2 separate regions of the Homo sapiens genome follow, and region 2 is linked to region 1. Evidence: chromatin loops called from intact Hi-C (ENCODE). Cell type or tissue: mammary epithelial cell. All regions are shown on one strand. Each heading gives the region's core, and the rest is flanking DNA. Links, peaks and the distances in the headings are about the cores only.

What was found. Hi-C counts contacts between places; a loop is a spot of excess contacts. Peaks named below come from ENCODE experiments on the same cell type or tissue, not always from the same donor. Only the 100,000 strongest peaks of a DNase experiment are listed, where the experiment ranks them.
Region 2: a loop joins it to region 1, with 5 times the contacts of the local background. A loop is called at or near these places in 15 of 110 quality-filtered maps.

The regions. Positions count from the first base shown.
Region 1 is chr10:12,708,716-12,714,094 of GRCh38, reverse strand. The region is part of intron 3 of CAMK1D (calcium/calmodulin dependent protein kinase ID); the gene reads right to left. Among named protein-coding and RNA genes, the nearest start is that of MIR548Q, 14 kb to the left of the region's middle. In mammary epithelial cell, for the core only: a CTCF peak has its summit at 2,807 (motif pointing right); a DNase peak (open chromatin) is centred at 2,844; H3K27ac peaks cover 327 bases.
Region 2 is chr10:12,653,856-12,659,234 of GRCh38, reverse strand. The region is part of intron 2 of CAMK1D (calcium/calmodulin dependent protein kinase ID); the gene reads right to left. Among named protein-coding and RNA genes, the nearest start is that of MIR4481, 3.3 kb to the right of the region's middle. RefSeq lists a silencer at 2,351-2,645 and an enhancer at 2,974-3,033. In mammary epithelial cell, for the core only: a CTCF peak has its summit at 2,520 (motif pointing right); no DNase peak of the experiment used is centred there.

The DNA.
Region 1 (5,379 bases), core at 184-5,183:
TGACCATGGGCTGTGGCAGGGATGTCCTTACAGTGGAGGTGAGGGTTCCAGACCAGCTATCACAGCCTGATGGTACCAGCTGTCAACATAACCCCGTTCCCTCCTCCTGCTCTGATCCCATCCATCCAAGCGATCTTCTGATTACAGTTTGCCTTTCTAAGTATTTTTGCCCTAAAGGGGAAAGACGATGCTACTTAGCCAACATGAGCCCACTGGATAATTATACATTTTATTATGAATCAATAATACTGGCATTCTGTCTCTGTTGAGGGATTCTGTTCCAACAAAAGCATCCACACTTGGTGTGTTGACAAACCAGCTGAAGTCTAGATGCTGGGCTGTGGGGCATCCATCCAGGTGAATGCCACTTGTTGGGGGCCCTGCTTCCATGGCCACCTGCCCTTCCCCACATCTGACCACATCCTAACAAACATCTGCAACTGAAGGGAGGACATGTAGGGGTCCCCCAATCCTCCTTTCTTCCTTTCTCCCTGCTCAGATTTCTACAAACATGGATCCTAGTCCGCATTCCCTCCCTGTTTCTTTTTGGTTTTTGATCTGACCAATAAGCCACCAGTGAACAACTGTGTACCGTGCCGACAGAGAGACCATTCCGGCCTCAAATGTCATTGCTGTGAGAAGCCAGTTAGCAATGGGCACCCCTGGAATTCGTGGGAGCAAAGTTAACCCAATGCTGCACTTCACCAACCTCAGGGTAAAACGCAACTCATGGAAACCTCAAAGCTGAAACAGGACTTAGATAAACTAAAGGCATCGTCCACAAGTTGCCTATCATTTGACTTCTTAAAAGCAGCACTCACTTGGTGAAACCCTGTTACTACTAAAAATACAAAAAATTAGCCGGGCCTGGTGGCGTGCGCTTGTAATCCCAGCTACTCAGGAGGCTGAGGCAGGAGAATCGCTTGAACCTGGAAGGCAGAGGTTGCAGTGAGCCAAGGTGGCGCCATTGCACTCCAGCTTGGGCAACAAGAGCAAAACTCCATCCCAAAAAAAAAAGGGAGGCACCCACTTAACAGAAACTCTAAGGAGATCTGAAATAGGTACCATGCCTCCGGGAATGTCAAAACCATCTTTTCCATGGAGAAGTATATATTTTTTACATGCTCATGCCTCCCTCCTTTCACAGAGGGTGGGCTCTGAGGCTCTCCCAGGTATGGAACTGACAATGAAGCTGGCTGCTGCTAAGCTCAGTACCCTCCCCTTCGCTGCTTTACTTTTCTCATCAGTACAGGGGTGTGTGTGTAGGCGGGGGAGATAATAGAGTCTAATTCTCTGAGCCTGATAATCCTACAGCTGAATCTTCCCCTCCGTTATGGACTGAATGTTAGTCTCCCCTACCCCTAAATACACACGAAACCCTAACCCCCAGTATGATGGTATTAGGAGATGGAGCCTTTGGGAGACGATCAGGTTAGATGATGTCAAACAAATGGGGCCCCCAGGATGCGATTAGTGTCCCTATAAGAAGAGACGCCAGAGCCCTCTTTTTGTCCACCATGTGAGAACACAGTGAGAAGGAGGCCGTCTGCAAACCAGGAAGAGAGCCCTCACCAGGAAGTGAATCAGCCACCACCTTGCTCTGGAACTTCCACCCTCCAGAACTGTGAGAAATACACATCCACATTGAAGCTGCCCAGTCTACAGCGTTCTGTTGTAGCAATTCCAGCTAAGACACCCTTCTTCACCCTGTGTGCCCCTCCATGGCGCTGCTGCAGGCTGGCTTGGTATTATAGTTATGTGTGCGCCTGTCCTAGCTGTGAGTACTCTAGACACAGGGCTGCATCCTGACATTCCTGAACCTGCAACACTGACCCCAGCAGTGTGACGCTTCCAAAAACATCAGCTCCTATTGTCCCTGGAGAGCTTCAGTTGAAGGAGAGCGGAGCTTCCCTTAGGGTGGCCCTCAAGCTTCTTGGTGAAGTTCTTAAAAGCATCTTCCACATCTGCTATGTCCTTTGTACCTGATAAAATGCACAAATCAGCAAATAAACCTACTCTGCCCCTCAAAAGCATCAATCAACAAAGCTAACAGAGGAACAGCTGATACATTTGCCGATCACATTTTCCACTGAAAAACTTAGGAGAAACCTGATCTGTTGGTAGGGCACACAGAAAATCTGAAATTACGTCTGAGAAAAACATTTTACCTTTATGGGAGGTATACATCTAAATAGAAATATAAGGACAGAATTTTATTTTGGACCAAGTTATTTTTCATGGCATATTGAAAAACGAACGTTTGATCATCACTGCTGTCAATGTTGCCTTCATTCTAGACTAGCACTGGTGTTTCTGTAAAAACAGGGTGTAGACAGAGTAGATATTTAGATCTGCTAGAAAGGACAGAGACCAAAGTGGTGTGAGGACTCCGGCTCCGGGCCAGAGCGTCCTTCCCTGCCTCATATTAACAGGGAACGCAATGACATTCACCTCTTCTTATGAGAATGCAGAATATTTTACCTGGCACTGCTCTCTCTGAAAAGAGCAGCAAGCAGTACCAAGAAGCAGCAAATACCCTGGCAGATGATTTTAGGATCTCCATACTCTGACAAAGAAAAATATAAATGAACATAAAATGTAAAACATTCTGAAACTCCAAAAGGCAGGAATGAAGGGAATACGTGAGAGCTCTTCCAACGATGCATTCTCATGCATATTTATCTACAAGACAGCCTGCTGAGTTCATTACTGTCTATCACAGAGGGACTGAATTTCCTTTGCCTTTAAATGCCTGTCCCCTAAAGCAAGGTTCAGTTTCTCGCTCTGTGTTTTCCCCCTTAGCCTGCAGGTGGCGCCCCCGTTCCAGTCCCCTATGACCACTGCTGAAAATGGCTAGATCTTGGATTCCTCAGAAACAAGTTCTTGCCACATCACCTTATGCGACTGAAACAGGCGGTTTTCTCTTTTGCTTTTAGCCAGAACCCAACTGTTCCTGGAATCACAGGGCCAGAAGACTTGATTAAGCTGAAATTAATACCAAGAAATAGAAGGGGAGAAAAAGAGGACAGACTTTCATGACTGGGAGCTCTATCCAACAACAGGCTTATGTGGGAGGTGGATTTTGACTGCATGATGAAATACACAAGCAATACATTCAAAACCTTAATCCACCCAGCAAAGATCCATGGTATATAGTCTGAACAAGTTGATGAAAACTCCAATAGTGATTGATCAAATGTCAAAGGCAACAGACATTTGGATAACTTTTTATATACCCTGGTGTACACTCGGAGGTACATATCGCCGGTGGGGTTGTGTTCAGCCTGGATGTCTTTGTTTATATACCAGAGGTTCTGCTGTGTGATTAGTTATTTGTTCTTAGTGGAATACAGTGTAGGTCTTTACACACTCCCCCTCTTGCCTGGGTCCTGACTCCTAAGGTTGCATTTTCACTGGGAAAGGTTGGATCGCATTCTGGGCAGCAGCAGGTGGCTGAATCCAAGCTTGCTGGTGGCAAATTATCCTGGCCCCCATCCCACAACTTGCAGGACCTGAGCCCGAAAGAAGTCTGTACACCTGGTCTCTCAAGCCACTGTCAAGAGGGCTAAAAACTTTGACGTACAAAAGACTGTATCGAAGGCATTTGTTTCTTCTCTGTCTTTGTCACTAATCTGTGGGCTCTTTATTTTTCATGTTCATATTTTCCATAGCTCATGTCATTTCTAGCATATAATAGATGCTCAATAAACATGTACGGAATGAATGACAGGGTACAGCCAAATTACCGAAAGTTATCAAGACACTGTCCAGAAATACTCTGGTGGCAGTAGTGTGTTACTTACAACGTAAATCAATGTCATTACGTCGGGATCCAGCTGTTGTGCCCATTTACAGAAATATACTTTAGGTTCTAAGTGGGAAAATTAAAGAAGAAGTTAAGTGTCTGTGAAGCTGATAGTTACAAACGGTAACACTTAATTTTCTTCTGAAAGATGATATACTGCTCTAAGCATTTATATAGTATTTCATTTAATCCTCATGACAATCTCTGAGGTAAATACAACTATGATCACATTTTAGAGGAAACTGAGGCACAGAAAAGTTAAGAAGTTTGCTCAAAGTCACACGGTAACTTGAAGAGTCAGGATGCAAACCTATGCAGTCTGACTCCAGAGCTGGGGAAACAAAAACAAGAAACTGCAGGCATCGACTCTGCGTCCTTCAATTCCCTTCCTACTGGCTTTTTATCAAAGGTAATCTTTCCTTAGACATTTCCCAACTGCTAAATATGCCTACAATCCACCAGCTACCACATAATAAAAAAGTTAAACAAAGTAACAAAACTCAGCAGAAATACTTTGAAGCTGATTAAATCATAAATTTGAATGTTTTCCCGAGGCAGTAAGTAAATAGATATTTTCATGGATGTTGCTACAGAGAGGAAACTGAATCACTCCATAATCCTACAGCTATACAAGATATCGGGTGACAGATTAAAACACACAGGCCCTCCTCTCCACCTCTATGTACCTAGAGCACTAAGTTTCCTTTTCTTGTGAAAAAGCTTCTTGCTGTTTCTGAGTTTGCAGACTCTTAGCTTTGGGCTGTCTCAATACTAGATATTTTTATTCCCCTAAGATTTCAGAATGCATTCAGTTCTTTGTATCTGTCATATTTTCATTTTCCCTCCTTAGACTCTGCATTGCAAAGTCCTTTCCATTTGCGAGTTTGTTTCAACAATGGCAAAGAGGTGGGGACAGCTGGTGCCTTCTGCAGCCACTGTCTCCCTTTACCAAGAAAAAAAAAAAAATCCTCCAACCACGGCCTTAGCACTCCTCACATTTTCTCAGCCAAGAATTTTCTCAGCTACAATGTATTCCATCTTTACAAGCCCACAAGGCCTTTTTGTTTTTTTCTAATTTTCCATTTATATAACTGTGGAGGCTCCAAGCTCCAAGTCGGCTTTCCCAGAGCCTCCACAAAGAGGTTCTCACCCGCCCCCCACATAGGTGACTCACCCAGGAGGAAGGTCTGACAAGGAGGAAAGATGTCTGAGGCTTGGACCTGGGTAGCCACCTTCTGCCAAAAGATCTGTGCCCCCCACTCCCATGCCACAGTTCAGGCCCCAGGGCATGGGTGCCTGCTCCCTTGGCTGAGACTCGAACTGGGATGCCGTTAAGAGATGCAACTCCGGGTCGGGCGTGGTGGCTCACTGACTTCAAGTGATCCTCCTGCCTCGGCCTCTCAAAGTGCTGGGATTACAGATATGAGCCACCACGCCTGGCCTAATGGGATCATTGAAAACAAGCCCCACTACATCAAACAAGTCATCCATATTTAATAACCAATAATATCGTAGATTAGGAAGATCCTATTACCAAAGAGTCCCTAACAACCTCAAAATGAATAGAAGAAAAC
Region 2 (5,379 bases), core at 306-5,305, 55 kb after region 1:
AAACAACTGGCATGGCTTACAAGTCACTTGTTACTTGTGAAATGGGAAAAGTTCCCTTATCCCACTTGCAGGGTGTGCGACAGGGGGACTGGCTCACGTTCTCAGTGCCAGCTGTTGATAATCCTAGGGGAGCATGCAGACGGGCAGGCTGTGGGCCTCCGACCCCACAGCAGCATCTGGGGTGAATGCTTACAGCTTCCGAAGCCCCAGTGGGCATGTGTTACAGGGTGCTCTTTTAGTTTTGCCATCTGTAAGCAGCTTGTGTTAATCAGCTCTATTAGACCCTCTGCCTTATCACAAGGACAGAGGGCTTTCTGTATCCTGGGGTTCTTGCCTTGGTGTACCGGAAAAATCGGATCACACGTGGGCTTGGAGAATGAGTGCAAAGTTTCTTATGGAGTGGTAGCTCTCAGTGAGGTGGAAGGGGAGGCCAGAAGGGGAATGGAGTGGGAAGGTGGTTTCCCCTGGAGTCATGCTGCCCAGCGGCTGGGCTCTCCTCCAACTGCCCCAGCCAAACTCCACGTCCTTCTGCTGGTCAATGGCCTGATGGTGTCTTCTGCTGCCTGTGGGTCTGCCGGTGCATTCCTCTTGATGTCCAGCCATTTGTGTGTGTGCCCACTAGGGTCTCAGGGTTTTTATAGGCACAGGATGGGGACATGGTGGGCCAGGGTGGTCTTGGGGAAGGCAACATTTGGGCACAAAAACAGAAATGCCTGTCCTTACCTAGTTTTGTGCACATAGGCCTGGGGGTGGAGCACTAGGCATGGACCATGACTTTCCCTTTCCCAAGCACTTCCCTGCCCCCCTCCCCTATCACTTGGTCTTTACTTGCCCATCCCACATCATCTTCCACCCTGCCCCACACCAACATTTTACTGAACCCCGGCAGGTCTCGCACACCCCGCCCTCCCCAGCCATGCACACCTTCGTCTCTGAGTGTGCTCATCACTCTCCTGTCTTCTTACGAAAATACTCATCCTTTAAGACTCATTTCTCTATCACCTCCACTGAGAACCCTTTGCTGTTTCTCACAGCTTGCAGCACCAATCACCTTTCCTCTGGGTCACCCCAGTTCTTTGTTTTTTTTGAGACAGAGTCTCATTCTGTCACCCAGGCTGGAGTGCAGTGGCACGATCTCGGCTCACTGCAACCTCCACCTCCTGGGCTCAAGCAATTCTCCTCTCAGCCTCCCGAGTAGCTAGGACTACAGGTACGTGCCACCATGCCCAGCTAATTTTTGTATTTTTAGTAGAGACAGGGTTTCACCACATTGGTCAGGCTGTCTCGAACTCCTGGCCTCAGTTGATCCGCCCGCCTCAGCCTCCCAAGGTGCTGGGATTACAGGTGTGAGCCACCGCACCTGGCCCACCCCAGTTCTTGGATCACCTTGCTGTCTGTACTGCATTGTATCCAGGTATCTGTTTGTATGTAAATGTGTGTGTGTATATTTAAATGATCTTACAGGCAGAGTAAAACATCTAGAGGGATACATATCAAACCAGTGAGTAAACACTTCAGAAAGTACTAGAGTAGAAGATTCTCACTTTCCAGTTTTTCCTCAACTGGGGCTCTTCATCTGAACCACAGAACACAGAAAATGATTCAAGTGACTACTTTCTCAGTCCTCCAAGACAGCACCATTCTAGCTGCAAAGGAGAAAGTTAATTTAGTGTAGACAATAAATGTCTTAAGCATTAGCGCTTCATTCTCTCACTGAACCCAAGAACAGTCAAGTTGCTAAACTGTTGTATTGCCCAACTTTTACAGAAAGGTGTTTTTATTTATTTATTTATTTATTTATTTATTTTTATGAGACAGAGTCTCTCTCCATCACTAGGCTGGAGTGCAGTGGCACAATCTCAGCTCAATGCAACCTCAGCCTCCTAGGTTCAAGCGATTCTCCTGCCTCAGCCTCCCGAGTAGCTGGAACTACAGGCATGCGCCACCACACTCAGCTAATTTTTGTATTTTTAGTAGAGACGGGGTTTCACCATGTTGGCCAGGATGGTCTCGATCTCTTGACCTCGTGATCAGCCTGCCTCGGCCTCCCAAAGTGCTGGGATTACAGGCATGAGCCACCGTGCCTGGCCAGAAAGGTGCTTTTAAAAAGTTCTTGATGAAAATCATTAACCAAGTTCACCAAGTTTACCAAAATATATCCATAAAAGTGCACACAAAAAGAAATGCATACTGATTAGTGGAATTGCACAAGCAATCAAGAGATTAGCTTGCGTCTTAGCTCTGATACATCTAACTGCAAGACTTTGAACAAGTCGTTAAATACTTTCTGATTTGATTTCTCATTTGTTAAATGAACATCAAAATATGTCATCTTGTTATTTATCTATCCACGTGTATATATATGTGTTTATGTAAAAAAAATGTATATACACACACACATGTAACATATTACTGTATAGTTAGAGATCTTGTGTTGTAGACCATAGGCCACTTCAAGAAATGAGCAGAATTCAAAATCCTAAGCTTCAAATCACCTCTCTTTGCTGCCAGAAGATGGAGCTATACTCAATGGGCAACTAAGGAGCCAAGACTATGATACCTAAATCAACTAAGCTCTTAAGTCTGTAAGCTAGTTTTGTTGTTGTTTTTTAAAGATTAAGTACTACATGTTGATACTGATTGTGAAATGAGTTTTTCCTTGAATCCTTATAAACAAACAAACAAATGACAATAAAAACCCTTGTGCACAAATGGCGGTTTTTTTCTTTTCTCTTTTTTTTGAAACAGGGTCTCTCACTCCGTCACCCAGGCTGGAGCGCAGTGGTGTGGTTTCGGTTCACTGCAACCTCTGCCTCCCAGGCTCAAGTGATCCTCCCACCTCAGTCTCCCAAGTAGCTAGGACCACAGGCATGTGCCACCACACCCAGCTAATTTTGGCATATTTTTGTAGAGATGGGATTTCACCATGTTACCCAGGCTGGTCCTGAAGGTATTTTCTTAATAGCACCCCAGGCCTCCTTAGTACAATGCAGGGTACCCACTGTGGGGGCATAGCTAGCACTCATATGTGTAGGGATGCAGTGCTAGAGCCTGTAATGGTCCCACAGGAGGGGCATCAACGAGCTGGTTCTGTCTCTGACACTATGACCACATTCTGGTCACATCCCCTTCCTGGGTCTCGGTTTCCTTGTCTAGAAATCAACCAGCCAGACCAGAAAGTCCCCAAGGTCTCTTCCAACTCTAACAATCAATGAATCTAAACTTATAATGAGGCAAAGTGCATTAAGGTATCTATGAGAACCATCAACTTTGACTCTAAGTCCATATTCAGTGTTCTCTGGAATAGTCTTTGCTACACAGAAGCCTGGTGACAACTTGTGCATCAATAGGTTCTTTATCTGCACAGACAAGTTTGTCAGCTGGACACAGAACAGAATTTTCTTGAGACATGAAGTTGTTTACACAGAAAAGACCCACTTTTCCTTCTCCCACATCAGCATCCACAATGCCTGGACTAATACAGAAACGCCCAAGTGATTTGCTCTTGTCTAGAATGGCTCTAGAGGTCCAGCTGAGGCCTGGCGGTCTTTCGACCAAAGGAGAAATAAGTTAGGTCCAGTTCAGTGTGAAAAATCCAGTGTGAAAAATCCAGCACATATCAACACTCAAGGAATGTTTATGGAAGAATGAATGAATGAATGAACAATTAATTCTCACCTTCCAAAAGTCTTACAGACTCCAGACATTCCAAAGCTACACACCAGAATGAAAAAAGGTTCTAAGATTTGACTGTGTATTTCTTTCCTATTTCTGTTACCATCCATGAGAAGTTACCAGTGAATGGGTGATACAGTTTGGATAGTTTTTCTTGCCCAAATCTCATCTTGAATTTCAATCCTCAATGCTTGAACATGGGGTCTAGAGGGCAGTGTTCAAGTCATGGGGGTGGATCCCTCATGGCTTGGTGCTGTCTTTGCGACAGTGGCTTCTTGTGTGGCACCTCCCCCTCCCACTCTCTCTCGATCCTGCTTTCACCATGTGACATGCCTGCTCCCCCTTTGCCTTCCATCATGAGTGTAAGTTTCCTGAGGTCTCCCTAAAAGCCGAGCAGATGCCAGCACTATGCTTCCTGTACAGCCTGCAGAACTGTGAGCCAATTAAACCTCTTTTCCTATAAATTACCCAGGCTCAGGTATTTCTGTATAGCAATGCAGGAACGGCCTAATCCAATGGGTCTCAAGCTCAGATACGTGCTAGAATTATCTGAGGAGTTCCAAATGTACTAATAACTGGAACATTTTTGGAGATTATGATTTGATTGGCCTGCGGCGTGGCCTAGGCGTAACAAGTTCTTTATAGTTTCTCCAGTGATTCAAACGTGCAGCCAAGTTTGAGAACCACTGGTAAGTCATTTATTACTAAATTACTGAGAATCTTAGGTCATGGGAAAGGGTTCAACTTTAGATACTTCAGAGCTGATAACTTCGTGGCTTCCGTGCCCATTTTAAATTTATCTAGGCTGAATACATTTATTTGATAATAAGTCTGATTTTTAAAGGTTAAGATCCAGGGTGTCCTAAGGATAAAGATTTAAGGCTACATGGCCAACCCATTACTCCTCTCAGGATAAGAATATGAAAAAAATAACATTTCTTAGCAAGTATAATAGTATTAGCAACTAATATTTCTTAGCAAGTAGTATTAGTAATACTTCTTCTACTATTTCTTAGCAAGACTTTGAAACACTAACACATTTAAAGGAATACTGTCATTTCCTTCTTTGAATCTTTTGGTAACTTTTTGTCAAAGGGTAATATATATTTCTGTGGGCATTTTAAACATGAAAATTAGCACCAGGAGTCTCAGAAAACATTAAGGTGTTTACCCGCCTTGAAACAGAGATTAACTCTTGTAGCTTGGATTTCCTAGCTTCACTGATGTGAGAACCCACATACACCAAATCACCTTAGAAAGGGAAATCTCAGAAAGCTTGTTTCAGATTCACTGTGGATGCTTACAAGGTGAATTTAGAAGCTATTCCTGTATGAAATACTGTTAATGACACAGAACTGCTGGGGTGTATCCTGCAGCTTCCTTCACATACTCTGTGCCCCAGATTGAAGACGCTGGGCTTGAATTCAGGAAGCATCTTTGAGGTTTCTAGCTCTGAACACTTGCATTTATATGAGGATAAGTAAGTGGAAGGGAAACAAAATAATGCACTGGAATCTAGGGGAAAGGTATTGTTTCTTTTTTCTTTCCTACCACTAATGTCCTGTGCTTTCTCTGTGCTGATACCCACATGGAAGGGTCCATATTTCACAACTCAAACCCATGACCATGTCAAGCCAACAGGTGCCCTGAATAGCACCTACTGAAATTGGAGGACCCAGTGCTGCTCTTTCATTCAAACGAGAT